3 separate regions of the Homo sapiens genome follow, and all the other regions are linked to region 3. The links are chromatin contacts, found by Hi-C or POLR2A ChIA-PET in ENCODE. All regions are on one chromosome and are shown on one strand. Each heading gives the region's core, a stretch centred on a gene start or an enhancer-like site at or near the end of the contact. The rest is flanking DNA. Distances are from core to core; before and after follow the strand shown. Region 1 holds the start of ZNF768 (zinc finger protein 768). Region 2 overlaps LOC124903679 (a long non-coding RNA gene). Region 3 holds the start of TUFM (Tu translation elongation factor, mitochondrial).

Evidence for each region. A loop is a pair of places that touch in the nucleus more often than their neighbours do. ChIA-PET counts read pairs that join two places held with the same protein, here RNA polymerase II (POLR2A). Pooled maps may share reads with other maps.
Region 1: a pooled map shows a loop between it and region 3 (16-fold over the local background). The contact joins the promoter of ZNF768 here to the promoter of TUFM in region 3. A Hi-C loop is called at or near these places in 3 of 37 single-sample maps with no recorded cell type and 5 of 50 pooled maps. POLR2A ChIA-PET finds 5 or more read pairs at or near these places in 1 of 52 experiments (activated T-cell).
Region 2: a loop to region 3 is called in a pooled map, with 8 times the contacts of the local background. The contact joins the enhancer-like site here to the promoter of TUFM in region 3. A Hi-C loop is called at or near these places in 2 of 50 pooled maps. POLR2A ChIA-PET finds 5 or more read pairs at or near these places in 2 of 52 experiments (GM10248 and WTC11).

Annotation. Positions count from the first base shown.
Region 1 is chr16:30,523,904-30,527,928 of GRCh38, forward strand. It overlaps ZNF768 (zinc finger protein 768), which reads right to left and starts at 2,663. Exons shown (of 2, transcript NM_024671.4): 1 at 2,423-2,663; 2 at 101-2,148. The coding sequence starts at 2,510. The coding sequence ends at 614. RefSeq lists enhancers at 2,109-2,168, 3,749-4,025 and silencers at 2,369-2,418, 2,439-2,758, 2,849-3,678.
Region 2 is chr16:30,812,935-30,817,281 of GRCh38, forward strand. All of the region lies in intron 1 of LOC124903679 (a long non-coding RNA gene), which reads left to right. Among named protein-coding and RNA genes, the nearest start is that of ZNF629, 28 kb to the left of the region's middle. RefSeq lists enhancers at 210-765, 766-1,320, 1,191-1,340 and a silencer at 1,361-1,690. Within about 2 kb of position 1,482, at least 30 of the 41 ENCODE cell types and tissues checked have a DNase peak (open chromatin) inside an H3K27ac peak, as active enhancers do.
Region 3 is chr16:28,845,085-28,849,262 of GRCh38, forward strand. It overlaps TUFM (Tu translation elongation factor, mitochondrial), which reads right to left and starts at 1,264. Exons shown (of 10, transcript NM_003321.5): 1 at 1,134-1,264; 2 at 828-1,022; 3 at 230-396. The coding sequence starts at 1,185. It also overlaps a transcript of SH2B1 not described here. RefSeq lists an enhancer at 1,126-1,615.

The DNA of each region.
Region 1 (4,025 bases), core at 1,413-3,912, 1.7 Mb after region 3:
AGCAACAGCAAAGCACTTCCCGGATAAGGCCCTAGGCTACTACTGGTGTCTCCCACTTCCCAGGGCGCTGTGCACGCACACATTTTAAGGACAAGTCTCGTTTACCACATAAAGTTTTTATTGAACTCAAACTCAGGGGCTCCAAAGCCTGAGGAAGAAGAGGGAGGCTGGGGTTTGCACGCAGAGGCCCAGGCCCCACCCCGGGGCCCCACTCCCCACCCCACCTACCTTTTACCCGCTCCTGACTCAACGAGAGTTTCAGCAGCTACCAATCTAAGCTAACCCACTCTAATTAGGTAATCCCCTGCCCTCCCCCCTCCCTGCTCTAGCAGTTGCCAAGCCAGGCACCCACCAAGGAGCCGCGGCTGAGGCCAGCCCTCCGCTGACCTCTCTCCATTTCTCCCAGGGCCTCCCGCTGCCGGCCTGGCCTCCCTCCAACCCACTTCCCACAAGTCTCCAGGGCATGTCACTTCCTCCACCCTGGTTCTCTTCTTCCAGCATCCTCAGCTCCTCCATTCTCCTGCGGCTTCTCCACTATCCTCCCTAAAGGTTCCTCTAGCTCCCTGGCCCCTTATCTTCTGCCCACACCTCCCACCCCTGCTGGGGCCCCAGGTCAGCGCCGGCCCGCCGCGTGGGTCCGCTGGTGGCGGATGAGGTCGGAGCTCTGGGAGAAGGCCTTTCCGCAGTCATCGCACTTGTAAGGCCGCTCGCCACTGTGGACCCGGTGATGCTGCAGAAGCGTGGAGGAGCGGCAGAAGCCCTTGCCGCACACGGCGCACCTGTAGGGCCGCTCGCCCGTGTGGGAGCGCTGGTGCTGGATGAGAGTGGAGGAGCGATTGAAGGTCTTGCCGCAGTCGGGGCAGCTGTAGGTGCGGCCTGGCAGGTGGGTGCGGGCGTGGATGGCCAGCACCGAGCTCTGGCCAAAGCGCTTGCCGCACTCAGGGCACTTGAAGGGCTTCTCCCGGGCGTGGCTGCGGGCATGGGGGATAAGGGCCGACCGCTGGGAGAAGCTCTTGCCGCAGATGCCACAGCTGAAGGGCCTCTGACCGGTGTGCACCCTCTGATGGCTGCGCAGGGACGAGTTCTGGCTATAGCACTTGCCGCACTCGGTGCAGCTGTAGGGCCGCTCGTGGCTGTGGGTGCGCTGGTGTCGCAGGAGGTAGGAGCTGTCGCCGAAGGCCTTGCCACAATGTGGGCACTTGTAGGGCTTCTGGCCAGAGTGAGTGCGCTGGTGGCGAAGCAGGTAAGAGCTGTCGGCGAAGGCCTTGCCGCAACGGGGACATTTGTAGGGCCGCTCGCCAGTGTGGGTGCGCTGGTGTTTGATGAGGTCAGAGCTCTGGGAGAAGGCCTTGCTGCAGACCTCACATTTGTAGGGCTTCTCACCGGTGTGGATGCGCTGGTGCTGGATCAGGGTGGAGCCCCGCCCGAAGCTCTTCCCGCAGATGCCACAGATGTTAGGCCGAGGGCCCTGCCCACCCCTGGCCCGGCCACCCCGCCGACCTGGACCTCGAAGGGCTCCTGTGAGACCCAGGGGATTCTGAAGCATCTCAAACTGCGGTGTAGACAGCAGGGCCCCTGTGGGCATCTCAAAAGGTGGCCCTATGGGCAGGTCCCCTGTGGGCTGCTCCCCAAACCCCTGAGTGAAGGAGTCCAGGGGGTGAACTCCTACGGAGATATTCAAAGGACTCTTTTCCTCGGGGTTCAGAAGCATCTCCGCACCTTCCTGGAATTTGGAACTTTGAGCTTCAAATTCTGGGCTTTGGGTTTTGAGCTCAGTGTTCTGGGATTCATATCTAGAGCTCTCAGATTCATAGCCAGGGCTCCGGGGTTCATACCCGGGGCTCCGAGGTTCATAGCCAGGGCTTTGGGGTTCATACCTAGGGCTCTGGGATTCAAACTCAGGGCTCTGAGAATCTGATTCAGGGCTTCTGGGTGCAAACTCAGGGCTTGGGGGCACAAGCCCAGGGCTTCGGGACTCAAACCCCGGGCTTTCAGGCTCAAATCTGGGGCTTTGGGGTTCAAACTCTGGGCTTTGTGGCTCAAACCCAGGGCTCTGGGGTTCAAGCCCAAATGGTATCTCTTCGACTTCATAGTCCCCACTGCCTTCTTGCTGAGAAATTTCCTCTTCCTCATTCTCACTCATGTTGCCTGCAGGATGAGAGAATCCAGATCGTGTGAGACCTGGAAGGTCATTTGGTCCATTAGCAACCACACACCTCCCACCTCACATGCAGGGTCGCTGGCCCCTAGACAAGTGCTGAAATTCCCACGCCCCCCTCAGCTGACCCAAGACACCCCAGTCCCCGCCGGCCCCTCCTTCGAGTCCCAGGTGTCCCAGCCCCGGGCCCTCGCTCCCTCCCTGGAGCCACAGCCCCTTCTCCTGCGCGCAAGTCCACTCCTCGGACGGGCGCTCCCTCCTCACCTCTGAGGTACCCTTCGGGGCTCCTCATTTCGTCAGAACTCTGCACATCCTGGGGCTCGAGGCCCCACGGCAACGCCTCCCGCTCCATCCCCGCGGGCTCCCAGTGCAGCGGCGGCGGCGATGGCGGCCGATCCCGCGACCCGGCCTCGGTTGCCCCGAGCCGCGGGCCCCCGCCTCCCGCCCGCTCAGCGCCGCCCAGGGGACTCGGCGGCCCAGCCCGGGCCCCCGAGGCCGGACGTCTTGACCCCGCGCCTCTCCAGCGCGCCGGGCCCCTCCCCTGCCCGCGGCCCCGCCCCCTCCCAAGGTCTCGGCCTCCCCGTGGCCCTCACTGGCCCCCGCGCGTCGCGGCCTCGGGGATGAGGGGCTTCGCGACTACCCCGGCGGCCCCCGGCCCCCGCTCCCGCCCGAGCCCCCACCTTCTGGACCCCGGCCCCGGGCTGGGCTGCACTGTCCAACGGCCGCCCAGCACCCCCCCACCCTCCCCCGCACAGGAAGTGTCCGTCCGCGGCCAGGTCCCCCCGCCGGCTCGCGCCGCGGCCTCTCTAGGAGCCGCTGGAGGTGGAAACTCGTTGGCATTAACCCTGGGCTGGAGGGGCCCGGCCACGGGGTGGGTGAGGACCGGACGCCCCGGAGCCCGCGGGGCTACCGGGGCAGTGTGTGTGCCTATGTTCTAGGTCTCCGTCCCTCCAGAGGCCCGTCTGTCCATCTCCCGGGCCCCGCGTCGTCGGTGCGTGTGGCCAAGGGCGAGGCGACAAGCGAGACCAAGGTCAGCGAGAAGGAGCGACGCTTCCCGGCGCCAGCGGGGGCGGTGTCTCGCTCCCTCCCCTCCCGGGCCTCCGGGTCAGCTCCGGCAGCGCCTCGGGAACCGGGACGGACTCCCCTTGGCCTCGCCGAGGTCCTTGAGCCTGGGACCCCCTCCAGGAACTCCGCTCCCCGGCACCTGCGCGCGCCCGCTCCCGTTCCTCCGGCCCCCACCCAGCTCGGCTCCCCTGATCCTCCTCCTCCCTCCTCCCTCCTCGAGGGCTAGGATAGTTGCCAAGGAGACAGCCCCGCCCCGGCTCCCAGAGGCACAGCTTCTCCGCCCCAGGAAGCCCGGCGGTTGGCCGATGGGGCTCGTGCTCTAGCCGCCCCGCCTCCTCCAACCCCGCGGACGGCTGGGCGTTAATGGTCGCCAGGGAACGCCAGGCGCCTTCCTGATTGGCCGGGAGTGCTGTGGTCGGGTCCGCCTCCCCTGTCGGCCAGAAGCGCCTTCAGGAGGTAGTGGGAGGGAGGTGCCAGGCATCTCCCCTCCAGCCCGGCCTGTGCCATCAAAACTTTTCCCGCCCCCACTTAGCCTCCATTATGTTTTATGAAAGCCAGAAGATCTGAGGACAGACACCCTTCCTCCTCGTCAGCCTCACACCCCTTGCCTCTCCCCTCCACCTTCCCCAGCGCCTGAGTTTAACTCAATCCCTGGCAGCCTTAGTCCCTGTTGTTAGATTTCCTCACAGGGAGGCAGGATTCCTTCCAGGTGAGGGTGATACAAAGGAGAATTGGACTGAGAGAACCATCTGGCCTTCGAGGCATCTAACAACTCTCCAGTCTTGTCTGACTCGAATGGAGT
Region 2 (4,347 bases), core at 232-2,731, 2.0 Mb after region 3:
TATTTTTTATTGCTCTATTTTTGCTTTGTAAGTCACCACGAATGTAGGCAGGATAGAAATCCTAAGTACACCAAAGTGGGAAGTGCTACAAATTAAATTGTTTGCTTTTATTCCTGTGGATAATTTTCTTTCTCTGTTTTAACATATTTATGCCTTCTATTTCCTAACACTTTGTAAAGGAACTGATTATGAAATCAGAAAACCTGGGTTTTTCCTCCTAATGTGACTTAGCTGCTGTCAAAGTTTCCTCATCTGCAAAATGAGGGGGTTAGAGTACAATGGACATTCCATTATCCTCTCCAGCATCATCCCCTTAGTGCAGGCAGGCACTCTTTCAGGGATCTGTTGACAGTCCCTATTTTATTTTTAGGTGCCAACCCAGCCTTTCCCCTCCTTTTCTAGAATTTTTGTGTACAGAAAGTGAAGGTGGGGCTGGGCACCATAGTGAGACCCCGTCTCTCCAAAAAAAAAAGCCGGGCATTGTGGTGTGTGCCTGTGGTTCCAGCTACTTGGGAGGCTGAGGCGGGAGGATTGCTTGAGCCCAGGAGTTGGAGGCTGCAGCCAACTAGGATTGTGCCACTGCACTCCAGCCTGGGCGACAGAGTGAGACCCTGTATTAAAAAAAAAAGAAAAGAGGGCCAGGCACAGTGGCTCATGCCTGTAATCCCAGCACTTTGGGAGGCCGAGGTGGGTGGATACCTGAAGTCAGGAGTTCAAGACCAGCCTGACCAACGCGGTGAAACACCGTCTCTACTAAAAATACAAAAATTAGCTGGATGTGGTGGTGCATGCCTATAATTCCAGCTACTCAGGAGGCTGAGGCAGGAGAATCGCTTGAACCCATGAGGTGGAGGTTGCAGTGAGCTGAGATCGCACCACTGCAATCCACCCTGGGCGACAGAGCGAGACTCAGTCTCAAAAAAAAAGAAAAGAAGGTGAAGGTGGCTAAATAGCATAACATGTCAGAGATTTACGTGTCAGAGATTTAACATGTCAGAGATTTCCACATGTTATCAAGTCTGTTTCATGGCTAAGAACTGGAAGGGACCTTTGAGGACATCTAACCCTCATAGGACTTAACAATAGGATGAGGAAACAAGCTCAGAAATAGGCTATAACTTGCCCAAGGCCACTCAGAGAGGGAATGCCAGAGCCAGGGCCAGCTCTCAACTTCAGGCCAGAGAAGCCCAGGGTCTTCCATGAGAAATAGGGCCTGTCAGACTGGACAGGCTCCTTGGAGGTGGTCCAGTGAGTCCAATCCCTTTTTTTGCTGCGGCTTAGACGAGGGGCCGCTGAGGATTCTCCGAATTCGCTGGATCTGGACCCAGACTTCCGGGTCCACAGTGCAGCCTGAATGATCAACAGGGGAACGTGCGTTCGCCAGGGTCCCCGGGGGCAGAGGCACCTCTCCCTGGGCGGGGCCGGGGAGATTACGCAACACGGGTCTTAGTTGTCTGGGCCGCTGGGGTCGCCTCCACGGGCAGGAGCCACGGCCAGGACGTGCAGGCCGCCCCCTGCTGGTCCGTTTCGGAACCGGGCGGGTGGCCGCGGCGCTGCCCGGGTTGGGGGCATGGCTTTACAACGGTGAGCCAATCCCAGGCCGCACCGTGGATGGGGCGGGCGTTCACTTCTCCTCCCAGTCCTTTGGTTCTCTCCGCGGCGGAAGCTGTGCGGCGACCTAGCAACCGTCCTTGCCGACCCTCCCGCCGGTGACGTGGCTGCGACCCACCCTTCTTGCCATAGCCCTTTGGAAAGCGAAGGTCCCTTCAGGGCCAAAAGGACAGGGAGGTTTTTTCCTTCCTTCCTTCCCTCCCTCCTTCCCTCCTTCCCTTTCTTTCTTTCCTTTCTTTTTCTTTCTTTTCACAGAGTCTGACTTAATCACCCACGCTGCAGTGTAGTATGATCTGCTCACTGAAGCCTCTGCCTCCCGGGTTCAAGCGATTCTCCCAACTCAGCCTCCCAAGTAGCTGTACAGGTGTGCACCGCCACACCCAGCTAAATTTTGCATTTGTAGTAGATATGGGGTTTCATCATGCTGGCCAAGATGGTCTAAAGTGATCCGCCCGCCTCGGCCTCCCAAAGTGCTGGGATTACCGGCGGGAGCCACCGCTCCCGTCCAGGACAGGGATTTTGGTTGGTTGGTTGGATGGAGCCTTACAGTTTGGATGTGGTGAGCATGAAATGCATACGTTCAAGAAGCTGAGCCGACAAAGGGCTTACTCTAGGTGGACTGAAAATTCGATGTTTCCAATTCAAAACATCTGCTCTCCGAGGTGTGGGTGAAGGTATGGGGGGTCCAAAAATGTCCGAGTCCCACCACCTGATGTTGTTAGTTACACTTCTTTTTTTGTTTTGAGATGGAATTTTGCTCTTGTTGCCCAGGCTGGAGTGCAGTGGCGCGATTTCAACTCACCACAACCTCCGCCTCCTGGGTTCAAGCGATTCTTCTGCCTCAGCCTCCCGAGTAGCTGGGATTACAGGCATGTGCCATCACACCAGCTAATTTTTGTATTTTTAGTAGAGACGGGGTTTCTCCATGTTGGTCAGTCTGGTCTCGAACTCTTGACCTCAGGTGATCCGCCCGCCTTGGCCTCCCAAAGTGCTGGGATTACAGGTGTGAGCCACCACACCTGGCCTAATTTTTGTGTTTTTAGTAGAGATAGGTTTTCGCCATGTTGGCCAGGCTGGTCTCAAACTCACCTCAGGTGATCCGCCTGCCTCGGCCTCTCAAAGTGCTGGGATTACAAGCATGAGCCACCACGCCTGGCCCACGCTTGGCTAATTTTTGTTTGTTTGCTTGTGTTTTAGAGATGGGGTTTTGCCACATTGCCCAGGCTGGTTTCAAACTCCTGAGCTCAAGTGATCTGCCTGCCTCAGCCTCCCAAAGTGCTGGGATTACCGGCATGAGACACCATGCTTGACCGGTTTTATCACAGTTTTTAAAAAGTAATAATATAGTAGGCCAGGCATGGTGGCTCATGCCTGTAATCCCAGCACTTTGGGAGGCTGAGGCAGGCAGATCACCTGAGGTTGGGAGTTCAAGACGAGCCTGACCAACATGGAGAAAACCCGTCTTTACTAAAATACAAAAATTAGCTGGGTGTGGTGGTGCACACCTGTAATCCCAGCTACTCGGGAAGCTGAGGCAGGAGAATGGCTTGAACCCAGGAGTCATTGGTTGTGGTGAGCTGAGATCGTGCCATTGCACTCCAGCCTGGGCAACAAGAGTGAAACTCCATTAAAAAAAAAAATTAGCCGGGCACGGTGGCTCACGCCTGTAATCCCAGCACTTTGGGAGGCCGAGGCGGGCGAATCACAAGGTCAGGAGATTGAGACCATCCTGGCTAACACGGTGAAACCCTGTCTCTACTAAAAATACAAAAAAATTAGCCGGCATGGTGGTGGACTCCTGTAGTCTCAGCTACTTGGGAGGCTGAGGCAGGAGAATGGCGTGAACCTGGGAGGTGGAGCTTGCAGTGAGCCGAGATTGTGCCACTGCACTCCAGCCTGGGCGACAGAGCAAGACTCCATCTAAAAAAAAAAAAAGTTAATATAGTAAACAAAAACCCATTGAATTGTGCACTTTAGATGGGTGAATTATATGGTATGTGAATTATATCTCAATAAAGCTGTTTCAGAAAGTTGTGGGGTTTTTTTTCTTTTGAGACAGGGTCTCGCTGTGTTGCCCAGGCTAGAGTGCAGTGGAGTGATCTTAGCTCACTGCAACCTCCACCTCCCGGGCTCAAGTGATTCTGGTGCCTCAGCCTATGTTTCAGAAAGTTTTAAATTTGGATTAAGTTCAATGTGTCACTTTTTCCTTTTATGAATTATGCTTTAGGTATCAAGAACTCTGTATAACATTAGAACCTTAAGATACTCTTCTGTTTTTTTCTGAAAGTTTTATAGTTTTTACATTTTACATTTAAGTTTGTAACTCATTTGGAGTTAATTTTTGTGTACGGGTTTTTAGGGTTTTGTGTTTTTGTCTATGGATGTCTAATTACTCTAACACCACCTGTTGAAAAGCACCACTGAATTGCCTTTGGTTTTTTAATTTTGTTTTGTTGGTTTGTTGGTTTGTTTGTTTGTTTTTGAGATGGAGTCTCATCTGTCACCCTGGATGGAGTGCAGTGGTGAGATCTCGGCTCACTACAACCTCTGCCTCCCAGGTTCAAGCAATTCTCCTGTCTCAGCCTCCCAAGCAGCTGGGACCACAGACAGGCACCACCATGCCCGGCTAATTTTTTTTTTTTTTTTTTTTTGAGACAGAGTTTCGCTCTTGTTGCCCAGGCTGGAGTGCAATGGTGCAATCTCGGCTCACTGCAGCCTGCGCCTCCTGGGTTCAAG
Region 3 (4,178 bases), core at 14-2,513:
AGTTCAACGAGCTCTTCAGTTCACATCCATATAGCCAAGTGTAGCAGTTAGAAACTCAGGCCCACCTTTCTCTACCATCTCCTCACCACCCATTCTGCGTGGCCAAGACCACAAACCTGCCATCTCATACCCAAACACTGAATATCTTAATCTCCTCCCCACAAGCCTAACATTTATCCTGACAAGAGGCAGCTTCTGGCCCTGTCTCCAGTGTCCCAGCAACCCTCACCTTAACATAATCTGCATGACCCGGGCAGTCTGTGTGGGCGTAGTGGCGGGCGGCAGTGCTATACTCCACATGAGCCGCATTGATGGTGATACCCCGAGCTCGCTCCTCCGGGGCATTGTCAATCTCCTCGTACTTCTTGAACTTAGCCCCACCTCCCTCAGCTAGAACTAAAGGAGGAAAAGAACACACCTCTCAGCTAAAGTTCCAGTGCTAGAGGCAGAGCTTAGACCACGCCCCTGAACCCTCCCACCTAAATACATAACCTCCTCCAATCTCTAACTCTTCCAGCAGAGAGAACTGTGGGTCAGAAAGAAATGTTAGAGGGCCTTAAGGGTCTGCCCTGTGACTTCTTTAGGGTACAGCCTCTGCTTGCAGAGCATTCCCCACGACTTTGTGATCCCCAAGCCATTGGTGGATCACAAAGTTCTTCCTGTTCAGGAGAAATTTGTCTCTTGCATCTCCCAATCCACCTGTCGCACAAATTCGGGCTCTTGGGGCCACAGTAAACTCCTCCAGCAGACACTCTGCTGGCCTTGCCTCCCTGGCTCCAGGTCCCATCAGTAGATAGGGCGCTGCTGGACGCCCCAACCCCACTCACTCTTCGTGATGGCTGCAGTCAGCGTGGTCTTCCCGTGGTCCACATGGCCGATGGTACCCACATTCACATGTGGCTTGTCGCGCACGTAAGTCTTCTTGGCCTCCACGGCCAGGCCGCGGCACAAGAGAGGCAATGCCGGGGCTTTCAGCAGCCGCAACAGACCCTGCAGCAGGAAGGTCCGGCCGGCGGCGAGACCTGCCGGGACCGAAGCTTGGAGTCAGGCAGGGAAGGGGTCAGACCGAACCCAGCCACCTACCACTCCCCCAAAGTGTTCCTGGGCCGCCATCGCCCTCCCTGACCACTCACCGCTGAAGTGGGGCGTCGCGCGCAGCAGGGTGGCGGCCGCCATTGTGGTCATACTCGCGCCCCGGTAACCGGGGAGCCGGGACCAGGAGCCCGAGCGCACAGAAGAAGAAGGGCGCCTGCGGCTGGAAGGCACTTCCGGCGGAAGTTAGAGCTGGGAGGGCAAGTCCGGGCCCCTCTAGCCGCCAGTGTCTATGGCCGTCTCAGCCGACGTCGGGCGCGCGGCTGAAGACGTCATGGAGGGGGCTGGTGTCTCGAGGGCGGAGTATGATGGAGAGGTTTTCCACCACTCGCGCCTCTCGGGCTGAGGGGCAACGTAGTTCTCTCTGGCGGTCGCAGGGGGCACTGAGGAGCGTCCCCTAAATCACCGGCGCCGCGAAGGCTCATGGGCGTAGTAGTTCTCAGGTCGGCGGGCTGTGGAGGTGATCAGAGTGGGAGTCAGGCGGGCTAGGCCGGACCCGGAGGGAGGGGCTCGGGCTCCGGGAGGCAGCTGCGGCTCCGACTGCTCAGGAACCTCCTCCTGGGCCCGGCAGAGAGAGACCCCGAGTCCCCCGGAGTCCGACTCGCTACGCGGGTCTTGCGAGATATCTGGCCGCCTCTGCCGCAGCTGGAGGTAGGGGACCAGGTCCTGGACGCCTTTCGGGGATGGGGTGAAGTGTGACCTCCCTCTTCGCTGAGACTTTGTTTTCTAATCTGTAAAATGGGAATAGTAGTATCCACTTCATAGGGAGAGCCTGACATCTAGCCCTGAGAGGAGATGAACTGGGTAGGAGTCAGTGTTGGGCCCTGTGAGGTCAGGCAGCTTGCGGGGACCCTGTACTGCTAGACCTCACAGGGCCAGAGCCCACAAGACAGACAGCTTCGCTGCCCACCCCTGTAGTCCCTCAGCAGCCTAAGGAGCAGTTCCGTTGGGCATCGCCCCACCCATCTAATTTTGCAGATGAGGAGCCAAGGATGAGGAGCCAGCTAGGGGAGCCTTTAAGGGGAGCCTGAGTCTCCTTTAATCTGTCGGTGTCCCCAGCACCTAACAGGGTGGAGCATGCAGTGAATGTTGAATGAATGGGTGCAAGGGTAGTCAATGTCCCTTAACTTTCACATCCATCATCTCATGGCAGCTTCCACAGGGCACTCCAAAGTGTTAATTATGGCTGCTTAACCCTGGCTAATGTTTCGGAACTCATCAGATCCTGAGACTCAGTGGACAGTGTTTGTTTCAAATAGATTCCCTAATTCCTCCCCTGGAGGTTATGATTCCGTGGGGTCTATGCACAGACTGGGAAGCTATATAACAAACACTCTTCTAAAACTGAGAAGAGGCTGGGCACGGTGGCTATAGTGCCAGCCTATAGTCCCAGCAGTTTGGGAGGCTGAGGTGGGAGGACGGTTTGAAGCCAGGAGTTCAAGACCAGCCTGGGCAGATTAGGAGACCCTATCTCTACAAAAAAAAATTTAAAATTAGCCAGGCACAGTAGCATGCAGCTATAGCCCCTCCTACTCAGGAGGCCGAGGCAGGAGGATCGCCTGAGCTCAGGAGTTCAAGGCTGTGGTGAGGTATGATCATGACACTGCACCCCACCGTGAGTGACAGAGAAAGACCCCATCTTTTTTTTTTTTTTTTTTTTTTTTTTGGAGACAGAGTCTCACTCTGTCGCCCAGGCTGGAGTGCAATGGGGCGATCTCGGCTCACTGCAACCTCCACCTCCTGGGTTGAAGCAATTCTCCCACCTCAGCCTCCTGAGTAGCTGGGACTACAGGCATGTGCCACCACGCCTGGCTAATTTTAGTATTTTTAGTACAGATGGGGTTTCACCTCGTTGGCCAGACGGCTCTCGAACTCCAGACCTCAAGTGATCCGCCCATTGTGGCCTCCCAAAGTGCTGGGACTACAGGCGTGAGCTACCACGCTCAGCCAAGAAAGACCCCATCTCTATAAAAATATTTTGGCCAGGCGTGGTGGCTCACACCTGTAATCCTAGCACTTTGGGAGGCCGGGCGGGTGGATTGCTTGAGTTCAGGAGTTCGAGAACAGCCTGGGCAACACGGTGAAACTCTGTCTCTACTAAAATACAAAAAATTAGCTGGGCGTGGCAGTGTGCACCTGTAGTACCAGCTACTCAGGAGGCTGAGGCAGGATAATTGTTTGCACCCGGGAGGCGGAGCTTGCAGTGAGCTGAGATGGTGCCACTGCACTCCACCCTGGGCGACACAGCGAGACTCCGTCTCCAAAAAAAAAAATTTTTTTTCAAATGAAAACTCAGAGGAGTTTAGGAAACTCTGAACTAGAGCTTTATGATGTTCAGGCATTCCTATTGTTTCACAATCAGCGCTCCCAGTGCTACCCTGGGTAGTAGGAACTATTATTTCCTCCATTTTGCAGGTGTGAAAACTGACGGTCAGGGTGATTAAGGAATCCACCACCACTAAACCCCAAAAAGTGTGCACACCGCACTGTCCTTTTTTTTTTTTTTTTTTTTTTGAGACAGAGTCACACTCTGTTGCCCAGCTGGAGTGCAGTGACACGATCTCGGCTCACTGCAACCTCCATCTCCCAGGTTCAAGCGATTCTCCTGCCTCAGCCTCCCGAGTAGCTGGGATTACAGGCGCCTGCCACCACGCCCAGCTAATTTTTGTATTTTTAATAGAGACGGGGTTTCACCATATTGGCCAGGCTGGTCTTGAACTCCTGACCTCAAGTGATCCACCCACCTTGGCCTCCCAAAATGCTGGGATTATAGGTGTGAGCCACCATGCCCAGCCAGACTGTACTATAATTTAACTCTCATTTTACTGCTCAGATAAAGTGAGGAACTTGCTAAGACTTCTCTCTTCCTGGCCCTCCAGTTAATCAGTTCTGCTTAGGAAAGGCTGGTATCATGTGTAGTATAAACAGATTTTGTTTTTGTTTTTTTGACAGAGCCTTGCTGGGTCTCCTAGGCTGGAGCATAGTAGGGCAGTCACAGCTCACTGCAGCTTCAGCCTCCCAAGCTCAATCTACCTCAGCCTCCCAAATAGCTGGGATTACAAGCATACACCACCACACCTGGCTAA